Linked DNA regions of Homo sapiens: all the other regions are linked to region 3. A link is an interaction called in ENCODE POLR2A ChIA-PET data of the cell type or tissue named here. Cell type or tissue: Panc1. All regions are shown on one strand.

What was found. Peaks named below come from ENCODE experiments on the same cell type or tissue, not always from the same donor. Only the 100,000 strongest peaks of a DNase experiment are listed, where the experiment ranks them.
Region 1: POLR2A ChIA-PET joins it to region 3 with 10 read pairs; 3 of 35 experiments call an interaction of 5 or more read pairs at or near these places.
Region 2: POLR2A ChIA-PET joins it to region 3 with 12 read pairs; 20 of 35 experiments call an interaction of 5 or more read pairs at or near these places.

Annotation. Positions count from the first base shown.
Region 1 is chr1:27,379,444-27,381,943 of GRCh38, forward strand. It overlaps CD164L2 (CD164 molecule like 2), which reads right to left. Exons shown (of 6, transcript NM_001330448.1): 4 at 2,337-2,381; 5 at 608-752; 6 at 1-66. The coding sequence ends at 60. Among named protein-coding and RNA genes, the nearest start is that of CD164L2, 2.6 kb to the right of the region's middle. In Panc1, no CTCF peak of the experiment used is centred here; no DNase peak of the experiment used is centred here.
Region 2 is chr1:27,495,826-27,498,325 of GRCh38, forward strand. No RefSeq gene overlaps it. Among named protein-coding and RNA genes, the nearest start is that of WASF2, 6.9 kb to the left of the region's middle. In Panc1, no CTCF peak of the experiment used is centred here; no DNase peak of the experiment used is centred here.
Region 3 is chr1:27,555,719-27,558,218 of GRCh38, forward strand. The region is part of intron 5 of AHDC1 (AT-hook DNA binding motif containing 1); the gene reads right to left. Among named protein-coding and RNA genes, the nearest start is that of AHDC1, 47 kb to the right of the region's middle. RefSeq lists enhancers at 1-252, 1,764-1,853. In Panc1, a CTCF peak has its summit at 1,187 (motif pointing right); no DNase peak of the experiment used is centred here; H3K27ac peaks cover 428 bases.

The DNA.
Region 1 (2,500 bases), 180 kb before region 3:
CCAGAGGCCACCCTCTGCATCCTCCTTTCCCCTCAGGATGGAGTCCAGGCCCAAAGGGGTCAGATTCTGCAGAGGCCAAAGAGGACACTCAGGAAGGTGACACTGCCTCAGCCAGCCAAGGACCCCCTGCCTCGAGAGGAGGCAGCAGAGGAAGAGCAAACACTTTAACACAGGCTGTGGCGACCCGCCCCACAGCACACACGGCACACAGAGGGCCTCAGGCACAGCTCCCCTTCTCAGAGCAAAACCCAACTAGACACAAGGCCCAGCTCCTGCCCACAGCCACAGAAACGCGGGCCACAGGCTTGCCTGGGCTGGCACCTACTGGTTCTCTTCCCTGCTGGCAGCATGAAGGGAAAAGACACAGGAGGGCTCAGCTGGGCTCCTAGACTGGCCCAGGCTGAGTCCTGGTCCCAGCCAACATCTGACAAAGGAAACACCCCAACTGGAGGAGACAAAAGGGGTGTGGCTCACATGGAGCACGCTGTCACCGTCCTGAGGGCTTGCCCATGGAGAAGACAGCACCCTGGGTACTGAAGGGGAACGGTGGGGCAGGAACCAGGAGGTAAGCTGGGACTCAGGTACTTGCTGCTGGCCAGGTACTCACAGCGTCTGGTAGGTGCTGTCCTTGGCCTTGAGGAAGTGCAGCACAAAGAAAGCCACCGCCTGTAGGCTCAACACCAGCACGACACCTCCGATAAAGCTGGCCCCGTCAAATCCAGGGCTGTGGGCCTCAGGGACTGGGGGGCTCCCTGCAGGGGTGAGGCAGGGCAGGGGTCATAGCAGTCACTGTGAACCAGGATCCCAGTCCTACCCTCATAACTGGCACAAGTAACCTGGAGGCCCCGGTCCTCAATATGGGGTGCTTAAACCCTGGGCTCCGTTTAGTCCAGATCCCGCAGGCAGTTGGGAAGCGCCTGGTGGGAGGAACAGTGGCAGGGGAGGGTGGGGTGCTGTCCAGCCCTGGCTCTGCTCCTGGCTTGCTCTGTGGCTTTTATGCCACCCACATTCTCTCTGGGCCTCATGATCACATGGTCCAATTGGTGGCTTGGACCAGTGACTGGGCTCCCACCCTCCCTGGGCCTCACCAGCCCAATAGGGTGAAGACAGAGCCAGAACTCAGACCCTCCCCTGCTCACAATTCCTTTCAGCCTTGGACCTCAGGGTTCAGAGCCAAGATGCAGACGATATAGTCCCTTTTCAGGACTCCTAAGCCCTAAGACCTCAGTGTCACCCAATGTCAGAGCCCTCAGAGAGGGAAGGAGCAGGGGGAGAAGTGGAGGCCCCAACTGTCACCCTGCTAAGTGGGTAAGCGAGGACTGGACAGTGTGTGTCAGGGGGAACATGGCTGAGGGACAGGCTTGGCCAAAGTCACCTCACAGGACATAGCCAGACTCACACAGGGTCCCCTGACCATCTCCTCTGCCCCTTAGAAGGTAGGGCTTTAGGGCCATGGTTGCCAGGCTATGCCTGGGTGGCTCCCAGCTGTGCCACGGTACCTGTCCACTCCTAGCAGGGATTTGATTTCAGGCCCTGGGCTGGGTGCCCAGAACAGGGCAGGGCTGGTGGATGGAAGATCATTCTGGGACAGTGGAAAGGGGCCCAGCCTGAACTGGGTCTCCCTCCCAGAAGGTGTAAGGGGTGGAAGGAGTCTGACAATATGAAGGGCAAACAGTGGTCCCAGCTCCCGCTCAGGGAGCCCCAGAGAAGGAAGCTGGGGGATGAGGAGCAGAAGAGGGGAGAAATGAGCCACATGAGGCTGATCCGGGGCTCCAGCTGAGGGAGCTGAGCCATCAATAATTCAGCTTCTGAGATCGGTTTCTGGCTTTAATTAACCAAGGGCCTCTTCAGCCATCCCTGCCAAGTCTGGTGACCTCCAGCCCCTGAGAGGGAGTGGGAAGCAAAGGGTGGCATTCTTGCCTCTACTCCGCCAGGAACCCGCCTTGTGACCCTCTCTGGGCCTGGAGGGTGCAGTAGGCAGGCACTGAGGATGTCTCCTGAGCAACTCGAGCCACACACCCTCACCTCCAAGGACAAGTCCCGAGGGGTGACCTTGAGTTCCCAGAACTGGCAATGGGGAGGAGGGATGGGAACTGTCATTTCTTGATTGCCTTCAGTGAGTCAGACACTGAAGTGGGCACTGTACAGCTTCTCATAAAACCTGCAGAGCAACTCTATGAGAAAGGCATCATCCAACCCATTTCACAGATGCGGAGACAGGCTCCGAGGGAGAAGGCGCAGGGCCGAGGTCACAGAGCATGTCAGTGCCTGAGCCCAGAGCTGTCTTCCCCTGCACCTCTGCTCCTCCCACTGCCCCGTCTCCAGGGAGTACTCACCTGTTGTGACTGTCTTCGGTTCATAGGTGGGGTGGTGGTGAGCAGCTGAGGAGACAGGTGATCCATAGCAAAGCAGCCTTCCCACCCCCTGACTCCCATCAAGACCCCAGCCCCCACTCACCGCTAAACTTCCGATTCAGATGCAGCCCTGTCCCTACTCTAGA
Region 2 (2,500 bases), 60 kb before region 3:
GCCAGTTTCCTAACCTAGGCTCAAAATAAATAAATAAATAGATAAAAATGTAAAAAACAGGGCTAGGCACAGTGGCTCATGCCTGTAATCCCAGCACTTTGGGAGGCCGAGGCGGGCGGATTGCCTGAGGTCAGGAGTTCGAGACCAGCCTGACAAACATGGTGAAACCTTGTCTCTACTAAAAATGCAAAAATTAGCTGGGCGTGGTGGCAGGCACCTGTAATCTCAGCTGCAGGCGGATCACGAGGTCAAGAGATCAAGACCATCCTGGCCAATATGGTGAAACCCCGTCTCTACTAAAAATACAAAAAAATTAGCCAGACGTGGTGGCACGCGCCTGTAGTCCCAGCTACTCGGGAGGCTGAGGCAGGAGAATCGCTTGAACCTGGGAGGCGAAGGTTGCAGTGAGCGGAGATCATGCCACTGCACTCCAGCCTGGGCGACGGAGCGAGACTCCGGCTCAAAAAACATTTTTTCTTAAATAAAAATAAAAATACAAAAACTAGCTGGGCATGGTGGTGGGCGCCTGTAATCCCAGCTACTCAGGAGGCTGAGGCAAGAGAATTGCTTGAACCCGGGAGGCAGAGGTTGCAGTGAGCCGAGATCGCGCCACTGCACTCCAGCCAAACAGAGTGAAACTCCGTTCCCCGCCCCGCCCCCACAAAAAAAAACAAAAAAACAAAAAAACAACCTAGCTGAGCCTCAGTTTTCTAACCTATAAAATGGAGTGAATAAAACTAGTCTCATGGAGCTGAAGAGAAAATACAAATGCAATGAGAGAATGTGTTAAAAAGCTATGAGCCAGCACTGGGTACGGAACTGACAGAGTGCAGTCAGCTAAGGAATTCCAGGGGGAGCAACAAAGCATAGGGACCAGGAAGAATCACCCCTCCCCTCTCCCTGACCCCCATCTGAGGGGAGAAGGGTGGAGAGCACTGTACTCAGAGCCCAGAATGATCTCCAGGTCACCCCCCTCCCTCTGGCATCCTCAGCTCTTGCTAGGTCCACAGTCTCTCTCTCTCTCTCTCTTTCTCTCGTCAAGCAAGTTCTTCACTGAGCAATCCCAGGGGGCCACGAACCTCGGTTCCAGCCAAGCTCGCAGGCTTTCCCCACCTCCACATCCTTAATCTGCAGCCTTTGCATTTGCCATTCCTTCCACCTGGAATGCTCTCTCCTCCCTGAGCGCCTTTGATGGGGAAGAGAGGGTTGCTGAGGGGAAGGATCTGGAATGATGCTCCCCCACCTCCTCACTCCCCTCCCCTGCATCCCCCACGCTGCATGCCTGACCTCCCCGCTCCCAGTGTGGGGGACAGAGGCAGTGCTGGGTGGGGGAGGAAATAGGGTGGGGGCGGGGGTACTCAGGGAAGGGTCCTCTGTGGGGTTTTTCACCTGCTTAGAAGAAGCAGACGGAAATGAAAGCTCTGGAAAAAATGCCTGCTGCTCTGCTTCCAAGGCCCCAGCTCGGTGAAGCCTCCCTGCCTTCCCACTATGCCATCTCCTCCTCTTCCTCCTCCTCCTCCTCCTCCTCCTCCTCCTCCTCCTTCAGGCAGGTTCCACAGTCAGGGAAATGGGGTGGGTGGGAGGGGCAGAGAGACCTAGGTTCAAATCCCATTCCTGCCACTTACCCAGCAAGTGACCTTAGCAAGCTGCCTGGCCTGTTTACGCCTCATTTCTTTGTAAAAGGGGACAATAATCCCTGTCTCTCAGGCTGCTGTGAGGACCAAGTGAGATGGCAGATAAAACTGCCTGGCAGGACCAAAGTGTTCAGCAATAACAGTGATAGGAAATACACAGTGCCCATGTGTACCTGGCATAGTTCTCAGCACCTTGCATATATTTACCTATTTAACTCCTGATACGGTAGATATTATTACTAACCCCAGTTTGCAGATGAGGAAACTGAGGCACAAGGAGATTTCTATAACTTGCACATGCTCACACAGCCAGTAAGGGGTAGAGCTTAATCTGTGCTCTTACTCATCACACTATGGCACATTTAGTGATAGTTCCCATGATGATGATGCTGCTGCTGATGATTATGATTTTTCTTTTTTTTTTTTTTTGAGATGGAGTCTCGCTCTGTCACCCAGGCTGGAGTGCAGTGGCATGATCTCAGCTCACTGCAATCTCCGCCTCCTGGGTTTAAGTGATTCTCACGTCTCAGCCTCCTGAGTAGCTAAGATTGCAGACACCCACCACCATGCCCAGCTAATTTTTGTATTTTTTGAAGATGGGGTTTCACCATGTTGGCCAAGCTCGTCTCGAACTCCCGACCTCGTGATCTGCCCACCTCGGCCTCCCAAAGTGCTGGGATTACAGGCGTGAGCCACCGTGCCCAGCCTGTTTTTATTGGTACTATGCCCTCAGTAAGTACCTGTTATTCTCTTTCCTCCTACCTTCAAAATCCTGCTTGAATTTTTTTTTTTTTTTTTTTTTTTTTGAGACAGAGTTTCACTCTTGTTGCCCAGGCTGGAGTGCAATGGCGCCATCTCAGCTCACC
Region 3 (2,500 bases):
TCCCTCCCTTACTGAGGGTCAGGCTAGCCGAGCCTTCCCCGCCCTGGAGACCTCCCAGCTGGGGCCTGAGGGTGTGATCTTGGCAGAAGAGAAAAACCTCCTCTCCGGTGGTGGCTTCTGTTCAACCCACCCGTGAAGACCTCTGGGCACGTCCTCCTGCCAGGCCTCCTGAGGCTGGCCACTGCTCTCTTTTGCAGCCTCCAGGATCTGAGGGAAACAGCTGGCTCCCCTCCTCACCACACCCCGGCGGCCATTCTCTTGGACCCCTCCCAAGGGTACCACCTAGCCCTGGTCTGTGGACAAAGTCAAAGGGGTACTTCTGTCTGCCTGTCTGCTGTTGGGTCAGTGTGTCTGAGCTTGCCCATAGGGACACCAGCTGGTTGGGAGGGGGCTGGGGGCCCCAACCTGCTGTGCACAGTGCCGGGAAGCGCCAGCCCACATCCTTGAGTCCCCAGCCCCACCCTCCCCGGCTGTGGCTGTGACCACCCCACCCCTTCCCCAGCCCTCCTTCCCCTCCCCCACCCACTGCCTCCCCAGGGGAGCCAGGCTGCCAGCCCCAGCTCTCACTTCCGGCCTCATGACCCTCTCTCCAGCTTGCACACTCCTCCTCCCCCACCATTTCCCTCCCAGCCTGGTTCGAAGGCCCTGGGATGTCCTCAAATGGAAAACACTGCATCAAAGGGGCCATTACTGCTGCTCTGAGACCTTCCCATCACCTCCCTTTTCCTCCAGGGGCCTTATCTCTCAGGATCTGTCCCTCAGGGACTAGTCATCACCTCTGTCCACCTCCTTCCCTTCAGCCGCCTACCTGCCCACACAGTAACACCTGAATATCTTCTTTCAACCTGATCCCAGGCACAATATCATAATACAAATAACAATGATGGCAATAATAATGGCAGCTGTCACTCATTTGGCATCATTTAAATAGAGGCACAGAGAGGTTAAGTTATGCCCTTAAGAACAAACAGCCATCTCATTCAATTAAGCTGGTGTCTGAATTTAGGTTGGGCTTCTGTAAATCAAACTTCTTTGGTGTCCAGAGATTCAGCGCCCTCCCCTGCAGCCTCCTACAACGGTCCTAGTCCCAACCATCAGTTCTAATTTTTGACTTCTAATCTATCCTCCTCTCAGCTTCTAGTCACCACCTCCCACCAACAGCCATCCAACTAGATGCACTACTCTCCCTCGCCACTAGGTGTCCCCTTGGAGCCACTGATGCCCCCAAGGGGAGCTGGCCCTGCCCCGCCCCCTGGGGCCATCAGGGCCCCCCCACAGCACAGCACAGCAGTGCACACCCCACCCCACCCTACCCCCAGCCACACAGAGCTCCTTTGTGCAACCCTCGCCCACCCCCTTCCTCCCTGGAACAGGGCACCTGGCAAGCAGGTCTGCCCCAGAACCGCCCCCTGCCAGCCCCCTGCCCTGGGTGCCAGGTGTGTGGGCGCCACCGCCAGCTCTGGCTGGACCCGAGGGTCACCCTGCCGGCGGCCCTCCCTTCCTCCCTCCGAGGTCACCCAGGGACTAAGCTTCCCGCCCTGCTCCGCCCCCCTCCCCTCCTGCCCTTGGCCCTTCCAGACTCCCGTCCTTGTCTTTCCTTCTGTCTCCCGGAGGACTCCCCTCCTCCAGCCCCACTAGGCCTTCCCTGCAGCCTCTCACCCCCGCCCACCTCCTTCCCCAGAGAGCTCCTTGTTCCACGCCCCCCCGCTCCCCGCCCAGGTCTGAAGAACTCCTCCTCCTGGAAAGTTGCTGCTGGAAAGGAAGTGACTTCAGCAATTTGGCCACAAGGCTGGGCACTGCTGAGCCCAGCTCAGCTCAAGGCTTGCCCAACCCACCTCCAAAGCACAAATGGAGCCACATGTGCACATCACTCCCACTGTGCACCCAGAACCCTGAGCACACACTTAGCCAGTGTACACACAGATCCCCGTGTGCATACACCGTACCATCGCAGTGTATTCAGATCTTGTCTATACACACATCTCTCCAGTGTACACTAGCACCCTTGCACACATGACATCCAGTGTGGCACACACAGTATCCCCACACCTGCCCAGTACACACCCAGAATCCTGCATATTCATACTTCCGGGTACCACATACACAGCCCTTGAACGCTCCCCAGCCCAGTCCACTTACACAACTCTTGTATATTACCCCATGTGCACGGAAGGACAGAGCCTTCCACACACACCTGCTTGCACACAAGCTTGAGTGCCCTGTACATTTACATTCGGATACACACAGCCTCGCATCCTCCCACAGCTGTACCTCCCCACCCTTACAATCCCAGGAGACTCCACCCCCAGACCTCAGGCCCCAGGAATGCTCCTTTGGAAGTAGGGTGGGGTCCCCAGGCAGGCTCAGCTCTAGGGAGCTTCCTGGAGCCGCAGGCTTCATGTGTCAGTTCAGGGAGTTGCCTCTGCAGGGCAGGGCAGCTTCACCTGGCTCTGCAGCTCCTGAGCCTGGGTGGGCTAACCTGGGCCAGGAGTAGGGAGGT